Regions from separate parts of the Homo sapiens genome. Here regions 1 and 2 are each linked to region 3. Evidence: chromatin loops called from intact Hi-C (ENCODE). Cell type or tissue: IMR-90. All regions are shown on one strand. Region 1 overlaps ZC3H15 (zinc finger CCCH-type containing 15). Region 2 has its middle 190 kb from the start of LINC01473. Region 3 overlaps ITGAV (integrin subunit alpha V).

Region 1 (5,000 bases), 140 kb after region 3:
AAGAATAGCAAGGTGGTATATGAAACTTCTTCCTCTGCCATCACATTTTTATATATAGAGTACAATTTTTTTCTTTCAACCCAGAGGCCAGAATTTTGTAAGTACACAAAAAATCAACAGTAAGTTATCTGTTATTACTAAATCTGTCAACAACCAAATGACTGTGCTATTGTCTCATGCTCCCTACACTGCAGTTTTAAATTAGTGCACTTGTCCCATAACTTTTAAGCATAAAATATTAACCAAAAAATAACTCTCTCTTTTAGAGGGAGGACAAAACATACTTTTTACAGGTAATACATATAGCACTCAACCACATACTAGGCACTGTCCTAAGCTGTATAAAGAACTACTAATTCATGAACTCGATTAATTCTCACAAACTATGATGTAGAGATAATCATTATGTCCATATTAGATGAGGGTGGAGGCCTAGATTAATTTCCCATGGTTGGAGTAAGGATTTGAACCCAGGCACTGTGGCTCTGATGTTGGTGGCTCTTAACCATGTTGTGGTATTTTCTATTGTTTCTTTCAATTAACATAAGGAGATGAGGCACAAAGCTTCCTCTTACCTCATCACCACCTGTTCCCTGGGTGTAGCGGGTATCATCTGCTTCCTCATCATCATCATTGACCAGTTCAGGACGAAATTCAAACACTTCACGACCACTGATCTATTGAGACACACAAATATATCAACTCAGGACAAAAATCTAAACATTCCTTGTCACTGATGAAATAGAAACAAAATCTTGCATGACACAGAAATTGAAAATGGAAGAATAAAGAATCAGTTTGGGTGAGCCTGAGACATACCACTAGTGCTTTCCCTGCTTTGAAGTCAGCTTTCCTTCTTTCCATATCTTGTTCAAGTTTATCAATCTTTTCTTGTCTTTTCCTTTTCTTCCAGGCAAGAAAAGATTCTAGAGTGATTTTGGTAACATTTGGACCTAGGGCAGAACGCTGCAATGGTAAAGAATTAATTTTTTTTCCACAGAAGTCACCTCAAATAGTGCTTAGTTGCAGTTATCTCTTAATGTGATTAATTCCTTGCCCATGACTATCCTGAAGATATTACATTGGAATAAGCTAATTTATGTATTTTTTTACTTTACGTGGCAATGAGCAAAATGAGTATCCAGAGATACAAACACTAAAAATATATTATTCTGAGCTAGATTTCTTCTCACCATTGAAGATGAGTAACTTGTCATAAGAAATTGTTTTAACATGAATCAATTGCTGAAAATAATAAATATATTATAAAAAGCACCATAACAATATCCAAGTTTCATTTGTGTTCCTGAGAAGATGAGAAATAAAACTAAACAAACAAACAAACAAACAAACACCTACTCCTCAGGGCCAATAATCAAATAATAAATATATAGAACAAAAAATTTGCTGAACACTTGCCAGGTATTAAATGCTTTACACACACTATGCACTGATCCCCACAAATAGGTGAACAAAGGGTAATGGGGAATTTACCAAAGATGAATAGCTAACAAGTGTCAGAACCAGTATACAAACCATCTCAAATATACCTGATTCTGAAGTCTACATTTTCTATTATAGTGTGTTATATCCTGAGTGAGACACTAAATAATAAGGCAAAATGGATATAGTTTTTAATATGCAACCCTAAATCTAATGTTTCTAATAATCTCAAAATTTTCATAGAATAAAACTGTGTTTTGTACGGAGCCAAAGACAAGTAGCTGAATATCCTCTTCAGACTCATTCCCTTCTATAAGCAGAGTGAGTGTTTTGAGTCCAGAGCTGATAAAACATATAATTTAAAAACTAGAGTGTTGTCTTCTTCCGTACATATGCTAATAACTAATATACTAGTGAAAAAAGATATCAGGGCGAAAAATCTAAAACTATAAAAATTCAACCAATCTGAGAACTAAGCATTTTTAGTAACTCAATCTTACAGAAATAATTTGATAAGCCATTAGCTAGTACTTAAAAGACTGTTTCACAATCCTAAAATTAATGTCATGATTGGCTAATGTTTATGGCTAGGTTAACATTTTACACATACAAGAATAATTAAAGTAGGGCAACTTTGGGAATAGATCACAATATTTTTTTTTTCCTTTCATAAAAGGCTATTGCCCCAAGTGGTAAGTATTAGAATTTCACAATAAATACTGCTTTCAGTTTTTATGGTAGGAAAAGGATACCAGTTACCTCTCTCTCAATTAGATCTTCTAATGAAATTTCATCTTCTTTCTCTTCTTTCTTTTTATCTTTTTTCAACACAAATCCAGGAGGAAGTGCATGACGATACATGCAAATATCACCCCCTCCAGGGCATACCCAAAACCAGCCATACTTGTTGTTTTCAATAGCTTCCAGGAAATGCTTGCACACCTATAGAGACAATATTATTCACAAGCGGTGGCTCAGTGTAGGCCATTTCCAAGGTAAATGCCTGAGTATATGGAACAAGTATACACACAAGTACGTTATATTACACAAGTACATTCTATTCATTTCTGCACATAAGGGTGCTCTGTCTAGCCTCTATTCTGTGCAGAAATGCAACAGAAGTTTATCTTAAAATATGTAGAACAATGGCAAATTCCCTTAAAGGGGAATCTATACAGTTTTCATTTGTTCTAAATTCTAAATCATACGAAAATGACTTACTTGTTTCAGTTACCCTTTGTAAATGTACGCCCCCGAATCAGAATATACAATTAGCTATAAAAAATAAAATCAGGCCAGGCGTTGTGGCTTACACCTATAATCCCAGCACTTTGGGAGGCCGAGGCGGGCGGATCACCTGCTGAGGTCAGGAGTTCAAGACCAGCCTGGCTAACATGGTGAACCTCCACTTCTACTAAAAATACAAAAAATTAGCTGGCCGTGGTGGCACATGCCTGTAACCCCAGCTACTTGGGAGGCTGACGCAGGAGAATCTCTTGAACCCGGAAAGCAGAGGTTGCAGTGAGCTAAGATTGCGCCACTGCACTCCAGCTTGGGCAACAAGAGCAAAACTCCGCCTCAAAAATAAAATAAATAGAATAAATGATTTTCTTTGGTTTGATCTTTCCTAAATAAAAATGAATCACAAGCAGTATACAGGAGCAAGGTACAAAAGGAACACAAAGAGAGTGACCCTTCACAACATGGATAGAAGATACAATTGTATTTAAGCCTCAAGTATTAAGCTTTGCAAGTAAGAGAAAATTAACAAACAGTATCCGCCCCCAAAAACAAACATAACAGATGTGTATGAATGTAGTATTTAGAATTATTCTAGCACAGCAAGACTTTTTACTGTAACTTCACTATAAATATAGACATAAATGCAAAGTTTGAGACATCAAGAACCAATTTTTAAAGGTACATTTCCTGGAATTAGAGCCACTACCTACCAAAAATTCATTTTGGAATTCATATGTAGAAATATTTTAAACCTTAAAATTTAAAAATCTATCCCTATTAAAACTAAATACATTATTAAGTGGGTTAGTTTAACAGGCCTCCTTCCACTCTGTGCAAAAAAATAGGGATTTTTGTCTGGATATGTAATTTTGTTTATCCATATTTGAGAACGTTCACCTCAGAAAATGGCATTTAAAGGACTTCAGTAACATAGTTTTATTCTTGTTCAGCTATTTCTGAACAAGAATCTATAAAATCTAACTTGTAAATTCCAAAAATAAAGCTTCGTGTACCTTATCTTGATGAAATCAAATTTTCCAGTAACTTACAGAATAATCTAATAGAAAATAGCAGCAAATACCTTGCCACATAATTCTCCCTAATGATAAATATCACAGCAACTCAATTCAAGAAAAGGACATACTATTTGAGTTTTTGGTTTTTTCTTTTCCGCCTCACCGTGCTTCTTGTTCACTACTTCTTCCAGCTTTTTCTCATCCCAATTATCCATAGTATCTAAATAAAGAAATGAAGATTAAATACTGTAATCTTATCTACTACTCCCACAACACATATCTCCTTAGACACTAATGCTGTGTTATAAGACTCATGGCTTAACACATTTTTCTTTTTCTTTTTGTTGAGACGGGGTCTCACTGTTGCTCAGGATGGAGTGTGATAGCATGATCACGGCCTACTGAAGCCCTAACCTCCCTCAATCAGCCTTGATTGACTGAGCTCGATCAATTCCTCCTGCCTTAGCCTCCCAAGCAGCTGGGTCTACAGGTATGCAACACAATGCCTGGCTAATTTTTCTATTTTTTTGTAGAGATGGGGTCTCATTATGTTGCCTATGCTGGTCTTGAACTCTTGGGCTCAAGTGATTCTTCCTGCCTTGGCCTCCCAAAGTGCTGGGATTATAGGCATGAGCCACTGCTCCTGGCCTCACGGTTTTCTTAAAACACCAAAGGCAGAAATAAATAGTTTTAAGATTATTCACCAAGGCCGGAGCAGTGGCTCATGCCTGTAATCCCAGCACTTTGAGAGGCCAGCGTGGGCAGATCACGAAGTCAGGAGATCAAGACCATCCTGGCCAACATGGTGAAACCCCATCTCTACTAAAAATACAAAAATGAGCTGGGCGTGGCGGCACGACCCTGTAGACCCAGCTACTTGGGAGGCTGAGGCAGGAGAATTGCTTGAACCTGGGAGATGGAGACTGCAGTGAGCTGAGATCGTGCCACTGCACTCCAGTCTGGGCGACAGAGCCAAGACTCCGTCTCAAAAAAAAAAAAGAAAATTATTCACCAAAGCTTCCTAAGTACTTTGGATAAATGAGCAGGTAGTACTGAAGGAAAGGGTGACAGACAATTCCAAAATAAATCACTGTTTTTTAAAGTATCTTCATTTACTTAAAGGGCATATTATGGTAATTTTCAGATTTTATAAAAAATAATAAACCCAATTAATTATTTTTTATAAACAGTCTATTAAGATTGAAATGTTCTTCAATTTAATAAATATCTTAGTAGCAAACCGAAAGTATTCAACATTTATTTTTAAGAGAGTGTTTTTAAAAAAATTACCTTTTTCAA
Region 2 (5,000 bases), 370 kb after region 3:
GGGAAGAGAAAATAGAAGTTGAGAATGAACTTAGAGTGTTAAAGGAACTGAAAGAAGTCTGCAGGACTGGAGTGCAGTCAACTTGGGAAAGCCCAGGATGAGATACAGGTGATTAGGAAGGCAGAGGCCAGATCATGTTGATTTTTATACATCAAAGTTATGATTCTGAATTTTATTCTTAGGGCAATGAGAAGGAATTCCACTGAGGGTTTAATATATTTTTTCATTATGAAATATGTCATGCATGCAAAAGAGTGTGTATCTACTGCTTAATAAAGAGAATGTTGCCTACATCAACAAATAGCGCTGAAGCCTACTTATTCCTTAGTAATAGGATTCCCCTGACGCTCTCCCCATCTGAATTTTATGTTTGCATTCCATATACCTTCTTTCTAGTTATTTTATGTGCTGCAAATATAGTTTAGTTTTCCTCTTTTTGAATTATAAATTATATATTGAATTCACATAGTATATATTCCTCTGTGACTTCCTTTTTTGCCTCAATATTTTATATTTGTATTTTTTCTGCTAGATATTATTTTATTGCATTGCTACACCACAATTTATTGACCTGATCTATTAGTGATTGATCCTTGATTATTTCCTCCCCCATCCCATTTTTTGCTCTAAAGAAAAATACAGCTGTGAACAAACTTGCACTTGTTCCCAGATGCATATATGTAAGACTTTGTCTAGAGAATTGTTGCATGTAGGACATATGCATCTCCAACTTTAGTAGGAGATACAAAATCATTTTTCAAAGCAACTCTACCAATTTACATATGTACCAGCAGAGGACAAAAGTCTGAATTCTTGATATCCTCTCTAACACTTGATATTGTCAAATTTTAATTTTTAAAATGAAATCCAATGAGATAAAATGCTGACTCCTTATGATTTTACATTAAATTTCTCTGGCCGTCAGTAAGGTCAAGCAGTTTTACGTTTCCTTTTTTTTGTTTACTTTTTTCATATACTTTGTCATTTTTCTACTGATTTGTGTGTGTGGTTTTAAGATATGTTCAAAATATGAGCCTAATTTAGTTTATGATCTCAGTTATATTTGTAGCAAATATCTTGATACAATTTGGCTGTGCCCCCACCCAAATCTCACCTTGAATTGTAATAATCTCCACATGTCAAGGGCAGGGCCAGGTGGAGATAATTGAATCATGGGGGTTGTTTCTCCCATACTGCTCTACTGGTAGTGAATAAGCCTCTTGAGATCTTACGGTTTTATAAATGGGAGTTACCCTGCACAAACTCTCTTGCCTGCTGCCATGCAAGATGTGACTTTGCTCTTTATTCATCTTCTGCCATGACTGTGAGGCCTCCCCAGCCATGTGGAACTGTGAGTTGATTAAATCTCATTCCTTTATAAAGTACCCAGTCTTGGGTATGTCTTTTTTAGCAGTGTGAGAACAGACTAATACATATCCTTCACTCTGTGGCTTTTCTTTTAATTCTCTCAATGATATTTTTGATGAAAATATATTCTTAATTTTAATGTGGTCTAATTATAAACCAACTTTTTATGGTTAATGCTTTTATAATCTTGTTTAAAAAGACTTTTGATACCTCAAGTCACAAAATTTATTATCCTATATTACCTTCTAGGAATTCTATTTTATTTTTCCTTTTACATACAGATTTACAATTACTAAGAATCTAGTTTAGTCTTTGATATGAGACCAACTTTCCTTTTGTCTTATATGGATATGCAATTGTATACTGCTTCTACTCTTACTTTTTTTCTTTTTTTCTGAGATGGAGTCTTGCTCCATCACCCAGGTTGGAATGCAGTGGCACCATCTCGGCTCACTGCAACCTCAGCCTCCCAGGTTCAAGCGATTCTCCTGCCTTAGCCTCCTGAGTACCTGGGACTACAGGTGCACACCACCACACCTGGCTACTAATTTTTGTGTTTTTAGGAGAGACAGGGTTTCACCATGTTGGCCAGGCTGGTCTCAAACTCCTGATCTCAAGTTATCTGTGGGCCTTGGCCTCCCAAAGTGCTGGGATTACTAGCGTAAGCCACTGCACCCAGCCTCTACTCTTGTTTATAATTATTTCCTTGTGTGTTTAGTGATATAAGTAATTTTAAAAAATCATCCATACCTGCTATAAACTAAATATTTGTGCCCCCCCTAAAAATTCATATGTTGAATTCTAACCCACAATGTGATAGTATTAGGAGGTGAGACCTTCAGGATGTGATTATGTCATTAGGGTGAAGTCCTCATAAATGGGATTAGTGTCCTTATAAAAGAGATCCTGAAGAGCTCTCTTGCCCCTTTGACCATGTGAGGACATGGCAGAAAGATGGCCTTCTATAAACCTGAGGGCCTTCACCTGACATGAAATCTGCCAGAACCTCGATATTGAACTCCAGCACTGTGAGAAATAAATTTTGTTGTTTACAAGCCACTGTATCTGTGGTATTTTGCTAAAGTAGCCTAAATGAATTAAGACACTGTGGAAAGAAAATAAAATCTCAGAACCTCAAACTTACTATGCTAAAAGAAAAAGTTAAGCTTGGAAATTGTGTCACACACACACAAACTTCTTTCCCTTTTCTTCCTAAACAGATGTCTCCCCAGGTGGCCTCCCTCACCCTGACAACGTAAATAACGGCTTATCTTCATAGGTATGGGATCAGAGGAGACTAGAAATCATCCCATCGCCCACCTTGAGACAAATACATGTTTGACTTATTCCTCTACACAATGTTTATTTTACGTAAAGTGCAGATTTACTAAGCATGAGATGAATACATAACTGACTATTCATCTACCCCCTTCTTTCCACAGGCAACATGTGGATTCAGTGAACATTACTCATAGCCTCGAAAGAATGCAACCTCTTGTCTCATTTGTCTACACTCCCGCTTTTTTTTTTCTTTCCTCCCTCCCCTCCTGCTTGCATTTTCCCCTTTAAATATTGAAGCACTCAAAACTGTCTTTGGAGAAATCATGAATCACACATGTTCCTGTGATTTTGTGTTACTCTTTCCCAAGTGTGTCCTTCAATCTTGACAGAATGAACCTCTAAATTGGTTGATAATCACCTTTGTTTTTTTTTGATTTACAACACATCTTATTGCTTTGTTTTGCCACATTTGTTGCAAATCAAGGATCCACACACACCCCAGTTATCTCTTTTGTAGATAATTTTTTGATTTTAAAATTTTAAAATTTATTTTTACGTGGTAAAAAAATACGTAATGTAAAATTTACCATTTTAACCATTTTAAGGATACAGTTCAGTGGCATTAAGTGCATTCACATTGTTTTACAGCCATCACAATCATTCATTTCAGAAATTTTTCATCTCCCCATAATGAAACTCTGTTGTAATTGTTATTATTACTTATTGATAGATAATGTATATATTTACAGGGTACATGTGATATTTTGATACAGTCATATAATATGTGAATTTTCAAATCAAGATAATTGAGATATCAATCACCTTAAACATTTATCTTTTATTTTTGCTGGGAACATTCAAATTATTCTCTTCTAGCTATTTGGAAATATACAATATATTATTTACTATAGTTACTTTACTGATTTATTGAACGCTAGGTCTTATTTCTTCTATCTAACTGTATTTTTGAACCCATAAATCAACCACTGTTCATGCACCCCTCCCCTGTACCTTCTCAGCCTTTGGTAACCATCAGACTATTTTCTATCTTCCTGAGATCCAGTTTTTTAGGTCTCACATATGAGTGAGAATATGTAACATTTGTCTTTCTGTGCCTTGCTTATTTTATTTAACATAATTACCAACAATTCCATTCATGTTGCTGCAAATGACAGACTTTCATTCTTTTTTATGGTTGAATAATATTCCATTGTATAGATATACCATATTTTTTAAGTTCATTTATCTGTTGATGGAGACTTAGATTGATTCTATGTTTTGGCTAATGTGAATTCTATGTTTTGGCTAATGTGAATACTGCTGCAATATAGATGAGAGAAGAGTACAGATATCTCTTTGACATATTGATTTCCTTTCTTTTGGGTATACATCCAGTAGTGAAATTGCTGGATCATATGGTAGTTCTGATTTTTAGTTTTCTGAGGAAAATACATATGGTTTTCCTTAGTGTCTCTGTTGATTTTTAAGTCTTTAACAAATTTTTATTTCAATACATTAGGTGTATGTTTCCTTTTTTCTTTTGTATGGAGGCTTGGGATCAATTTTTGAAACTCAGAAATGGCTTATCACATGAATTCCATATCTTCTAATGTGTCTTTGAATTATTATTATTATTATTATTTTGAGACAGTTTCTCTCTTGTTGCCCAGGCTGGAGTGCAATGGTGTAATCTTGGCTTACCGCAACCTCCACCTCCCGGTTCAAGCAATTCTCCTGCCTCAGCCTCCTGAGTAGCTGGGATTACAGGCATGCACTACCATGCCTGGCTAATTTTGCATTTTTAGTAGAGATGGGGTTTCTCCATGTTTGTCAGGCTGGCCTTGAACTCCCAACCTCAGGTGATCCTCCCACCTCGGCCTCCCAAAGTGCTGGAATTACAGGTGCAAGCCACCCACCTGGCTGAAAAATGAGTGTCTTAATCAGTTTTGTGCTGCTGTAACAATACCTGAGTCTGGGTTACTTACAAAGACAGAAATGTCTTGGCTTACCGTTGTGGTTGGAAAGTCCAAGATCAAGGAGTTGGCGTCTTACAAGGGCCTTCTTGCTGTGTCATCACATAGTGGAGGGTAAGAGGTTGGGTGAGAGGCAGAGAAAGGAGTGGGGGAAGAGAGAGAGGACTGAATTCATCCTTTTATAATGAACCTACTCTAGTGATAACAAACCCACTCCTACAATAGTGGCATTAATCCATTTATAAAGCTCAAGCCCCCACTGTCTTATCACCTTCTTATACGCTCCACCTCCCAACACTGTTGCACTGGGGATTAGGTTTCCAATACATGCTTTTTGGGAGACACATTCAAATCATAGTAATGAGTTATTTACTCATA
Region 3 (5,000 bases):
CAAAAATCAGCCATGCACAGAGGTGCACATTGGTAGTCCCAGCTACTTGGGAGGGTGAGGTATGAGAATTGCTTGAGCCTGGGAAGTCGAGTCTGCAGTGAGCTGTGATTGTACCACTGCACTCCAGCCTGGGTGACAGAGCAATACCCTGTCTCAACAAATAATAAATAAAGTATTCATTAAAACATAATTTTGCAACAAAAGATGGCTCCAACGTTGAGTGACTGTTTAATAAAAATTATCTGTAACTTTCCTAAACGTTTCATTATTTTATACATGTTAATCATCTTCTCTCTTCGCTATCATCTGTCGAGTCTGGAAAATCCTACACATTCATGCAATTGATTTCTTCCTTTGATCATTTTAGATGCTCTTTCCTGCTTTTCTTTTTTTTCCTCTGCTTTTTCTGGAAAAGTACTGATAAAAAACTGCACATAATTACCTTGGGGCTATATAAAATTTTGGAACATAACTTTATTGTTTTGTTTTCAATATCCCTCTTGATGATGCCTAGGGTGGGGGTAGGTGGAAAGAGAGGAATATAGGAATACAGGAACAATGACACTTAATGTCTTCATGTATGAACAACAACAAAAGATCTAACATAACTAATAGAACATATACATGTATAATGTAACTATATTTGCACATATGTACTAAATACTATACATAAATACAGCTCAGATAATTTTTCACTAAAGACATTATCATTCACAATCTACTATTTGCTACAGTAAGACCCAAGGAGAAACCTTGGGAGACCATAATCATCCTCTATGGATGATTTTATCTATATTTTAGCCCTTTGTAAAATCATTGTAAAACTTCACATTTTTTAAAGCTGTTGTCTATATTTGTTCTACTGACAGACGACACATTATAACAAAAACTTAGAAAGCTGGAAGAGATGTTGGCTAGATCACAGTAATGAGAAAACTTTCTTTAAAGTAACTGGAATAACATCAAGACAAGGTGAAGATCACACATGACCAGGCTTCCCAGAAAACCTGGGAGACAGAGGCCCAGCTACATAGCAAAGAATTCATTAACTTTATTCATGATGGAACCTCAAACTTAGCCCTGTATTTCCTATGTAGCTTTTGTTATGATTAAGTAATGATTTGGTCTGTTATATAGTGTTCTTTTCACATTTTATTATGAACTTCATACCATAGCTCCATTTGATTTATGCTAAGTTCTCTTTGTGGTAAAAATCTTTAAGCCTCTATTTTAGGTAGCAGATGTACCTCTGAGTAGATGTTCCCTACCACTGAAACTTCTCCTGTTGGCCAGGCACAGTGGCTCACATCTGTAATTCCAGCACTTCGCACAGCCAAGGCAGGAGGATCACTTGAGCTCAGGAGTTAGAGACCAGCCTGGGTAACATGGGAAGACCTCAGCTCTACTAAAAAAAATAAGCTGGGCTAGGTGGTGGGAGCCTGTAGTCCCAGCTACTCAGGAGGCTGAAGTGGGAGGATCTCTTGACCCTGGGAGGTTGAGGCTGCAGTGAGCCATGATTGCACCACTGCATTCTAGCCTGGGTGACAGAGTGAGACCCTGCCTCAAAAAAAAAAAAAAAAAGAAAAAAAAGAAAGAAACAAAGAAAAAGAAATGACTACGGTTAATCTTCCAGATGACACATCTAGTAAATGACAGCACCTACCCACAAGACAGGTGTGAAATCTTGAGGGCAAACAACATTTACCTTTCCACTACTGTTTGAGACATACAACAAGTCATCTGTATTTTTAAAGTTTTCTTCTTAATGTATACCTTTCCTTTAGGTTTTAAGGGGGCATAGGCTTACTATACTGTTGATTACACAAACTAGTTCAACTATCCATTCTGTGATCTCTAGAAAGGTTTTTAACAGATTAAAAAAAAAATCTTGGTAATTTGTAACCTATATTTCAGGTTTCTGAAAAGAGTTCTAAAGTAAAAGCTAACTTTGCTTTTTAAAGATATCGACAACTATTAAAATGGTACTATTATAAACGAATAGGCTTATACTTTTAATATGCCACCATAAAGGGAGATATAACATCCCTTAGAACATTTTGGACAGCTACAACAAAGTTATGGCTTTAAAAATATTAATGGCAAATCATACCTTTGAGGTATGCATTAGTCAGCATTGCCTTGACAATGTGCCTGGAAGCATTTTTTTTTAACACTTGTAGCCAAATGAACAGAAGAGGGCACTGCTGCTAAGCAGGATGCAGAAACACATACCAGCTAGCAGTAGGCACCAGGGTAATGAAGGTTCCTTTCAGAAAGTAATCATTCTGACCTTCTAATTTGAGGCCAAGTGAATAATAACTCATGAGAGTCCATTATTGAAATCTTTGCTCTGATTTTTAAAGAAAAATAGCAAACTGTCTTTAAATTTGGTGTGTTACTCACTTACACACAATCCACCTTTCCAGGAAGGAGATTTGCTCGTGTAGACTTCTACAGATGGACTTACAGAACTTTTCCAGGTGGACACAGATAATCAGGGACCTGTAGCTGCTAAACTTTGATCTTACCATTGAAACCATCCTGGTCCAGATCTCCCAAAGGAGCTATGGCACTGCCAAACCGTGCAAAGACCTCAAATCCATTCAGCTTTGTCGTCTGGAAGTCTCCTGAAGCTCTCTGTAGAGACACTGAGACCTGCCCCACCTCTTGGAGTTTGCCATCAGAGCCACGATCCATGAAGAGAGGTGCTCCAATAAACACATCTGCATAACTAGAAGAACAGAAACTTCTCACCAAAGCAAGAACAAATTTCATGTCTTAGTAGGCATTTTCTTTCTTACTACAACTCACTTTTCCTCTTTCTGCATCTCTCACACCCACAGTGAAACACAAAATGATTACCAGAGCACTCATTTCAAATTTGAAACTTCCTTTAATTCTTTTAAGAAACTATGAATAATTCATAAAATTACTTTATTTGTTCATGTTATAAAAGCTACTGAAAAAAAACAGAACAAACATATGAGGTTTTCTAGAATTCATGATTAAGGTTGCTTCAAATTGTTTCCTTAAACAGAAAGATTAGCAGAAAAGGAATACAAAAACAGAAGAAAAAAATGTTTAGTTTGAGTAAAGTATTCGTAAACATGAGAAGATAACTTTCTGGAAACATTTTTTTTTAAACTTACTCATCTCCATTAATGTCAGTGGCAGCTACAGAAAATCCGAAATATGCAGCCATCTGGATAAAAAGATGAAAATGAAATGTTTATATTTCATCCAATTAGTTTAGACAATTAACATTTGTAATATATGTACCAAATAGGGTTATTTTTTTTCTCTGCATATAGTGCTTCAATCTAAATGTCTTGTCTTTTGTTTATTCTACCAACACAATGACAATCAGGTAATGAGGCTTGTTGTTTTCCTAGATCATGGACACAATATATTACATGTATATACACAATATATTACATGTATATCCTTCCAGTGTTGTTGATATATGACATTTAAGTCTAAGGACTATCAATTCTCCTTCTCAGGCCTACCCTACTATCTCCCTTTCTCTCCACTTCCCAAAACATACCAGACACAAGCACACTAACAAAGATATATAGTCACAGACAAATGTTGTGATTGAACCCAACAAGTTTTATATGGATGCCTATGTCATGAGGATAATAGATAATAATTATTAATAACAGATAATAATTGGCTCCCCTATGTGTAACTACTACTACTGTTTAAAAATTACTGTTTGGAAAGATATGGAAAGGAGCTCATTTTTGTGTCATATCTCTATAGATTACTTGCCACATGATTTTGCTTTTGAATCACACACAGTACAAATGTGTTTGGGTTTATTATGAGCTTATAATGCACAGGGAGCAGAAATGTCCTCTTCCCTACCACAGGAGACCACAGGCTTGCATAGGATGAGCAGCTTAGCTGTAAATAAATGTGAAAAAGGAAAGCTCTAAAGAGAGCTGAAAGTGCAAAACAAAACTAAAAGAGATGACAGATTAAATATAAAGTAAGGTGAAAAATGAGTCAACAAACCAAAAAAGGAAAGTTAGCAATGCTTCTCAAATTTGATTGGCTCAGATATCAAGGGAGAATGATAAGGGAGATTCCTGCATTATCTATTTTGGGTTGATACAGTGTAATTGGGAAAATGAAAGGTGTGTTCTGTATTAAATAACAAGTTCAGAGCTTGTGAAATAAAATATACTGTGTTTGGGGTACAAGGTTGATGTGCCGACTATGTAACAGAATAATATTCATGGGCCTTAGTCACCTATGGTGTTTGGCTTGGAAGTGTAAAGAAAGGATGGCATTTACTGAGACACACTTTGTCCCGGGCACTATGATTCGAATGTTTTCTTTTGATTCTCACAACTGTCCCATGAGGAAGTTGTCAGCATCCCTATTTTTATAAATAAGAAACAGATTTTCAGCAGCAAATACCTTATCCAATGCAATAACAGATTGAGCATGGAAAACCCAGGTTTGTCCTCATCTAAAAGCCACGCTTCCCACTCCTCTCTAGCCACCCCCACTTCCCAATAGTGGAAGGAGGAATAAAGCAAGTATCATTGAGTGCATGCAGTAGGATCCAGACTCATACATGGTCACCAGACAGGAGAAGCTGCTTGAGCTGGAGAAGTCAAAACGGAACAAAGGGACCACCCCTGCAGCAACCCTAACTGCCTGTCAACTGCAGGGCCCTCCAGGTTGTGCATCAATCTTGACTGCCATACAAATGGGAGGAGGTTTCTGGGGACCATGAGTCTAGTCAGTCAGCCTGTCAATCCTATCCCAAAGCCCAACAATCTCAACTGAACAAAAAGGCTTGAATCCCAGATCTGCAAACTTTGAGAAAGATTTTTCTCTACCTACTGTTTAAATGTTTATTCATCATTACCAACTTATGGTATAATTCTTTGAGACATACAACAGAGAATATTATAAAATGCCTGTACTCGCAGAGAAATGTCTAATACTTAAAAAGTACTAGCATTTTTTTAGCTGAGAAATAT

Evidence for each region. Hi-C counts contacts between places; a loop is a spot of excess contacts. Peaks named below come from ENCODE experiments on the same cell type or tissue, not always from the same donor. Only the 100,000 strongest peaks of a DNase experiment are listed, where the experiment ranks them.
Region 1: a loop joins it to region 3, with 7 times the contacts of the local background. A loop is called at or near these places in 103 of 110 quality-filtered maps.
Region 2: it touches region 3 in a loop (4-fold over the local background); 4 of 110 quality-filtered maps call a loop at or near these places.

The regions. Positions count from the first base shown.
Region 1 is chr2:186,501,417-186,506,416 of GRCh38, reverse strand. ZC3H15 (zinc finger CCCH-type containing 15) reads right to left here. Exons shown (of 10, transcript NM_018471.3): 4 at 4,992-5,000; 5 at 3,830-3,921; 6 at 2,203-2,385; 7 at 820-966; 8 at 576-677. Among named protein-coding and RNA genes, the nearest start is that of ZC3H15, 18 kb to the right of the region's middle. In IMR-90, a CTCF peak has its summit at 2,132; no DNase peak of the experiment used is centred here; H3K27ac peaks cover 149 bases.
Region 2 is chr2:186,272,998-186,277,997 of GRCh38, reverse strand. No RefSeq gene overlaps it. Among named protein-coding and RNA genes, the nearest start is that of LINC01473, 190 kb to the right of the region's middle. In IMR-90, no CTCF peak of the experiment used is centred here; a DNase peak (open chromatin) is centred at 2,827.
Region 3 is chr2:186,639,117-186,644,116 of GRCh38, reverse strand. ITGAV (integrin subunit alpha V) reads right to left here. Exons shown (of 30, transcript NM_002210.5): 11 at 3,150-3,202; 12 at 2,529-2,731. Among named protein-coding and RNA genes, the nearest start is that of ITGAV, 52 kb to the right of the region's middle. In IMR-90, a CTCF peak has its summit at 2,199 (motif pointing right); a DNase peak (open chromatin) is centred at 2,186; H3K27ac peaks cover 1,498 bases.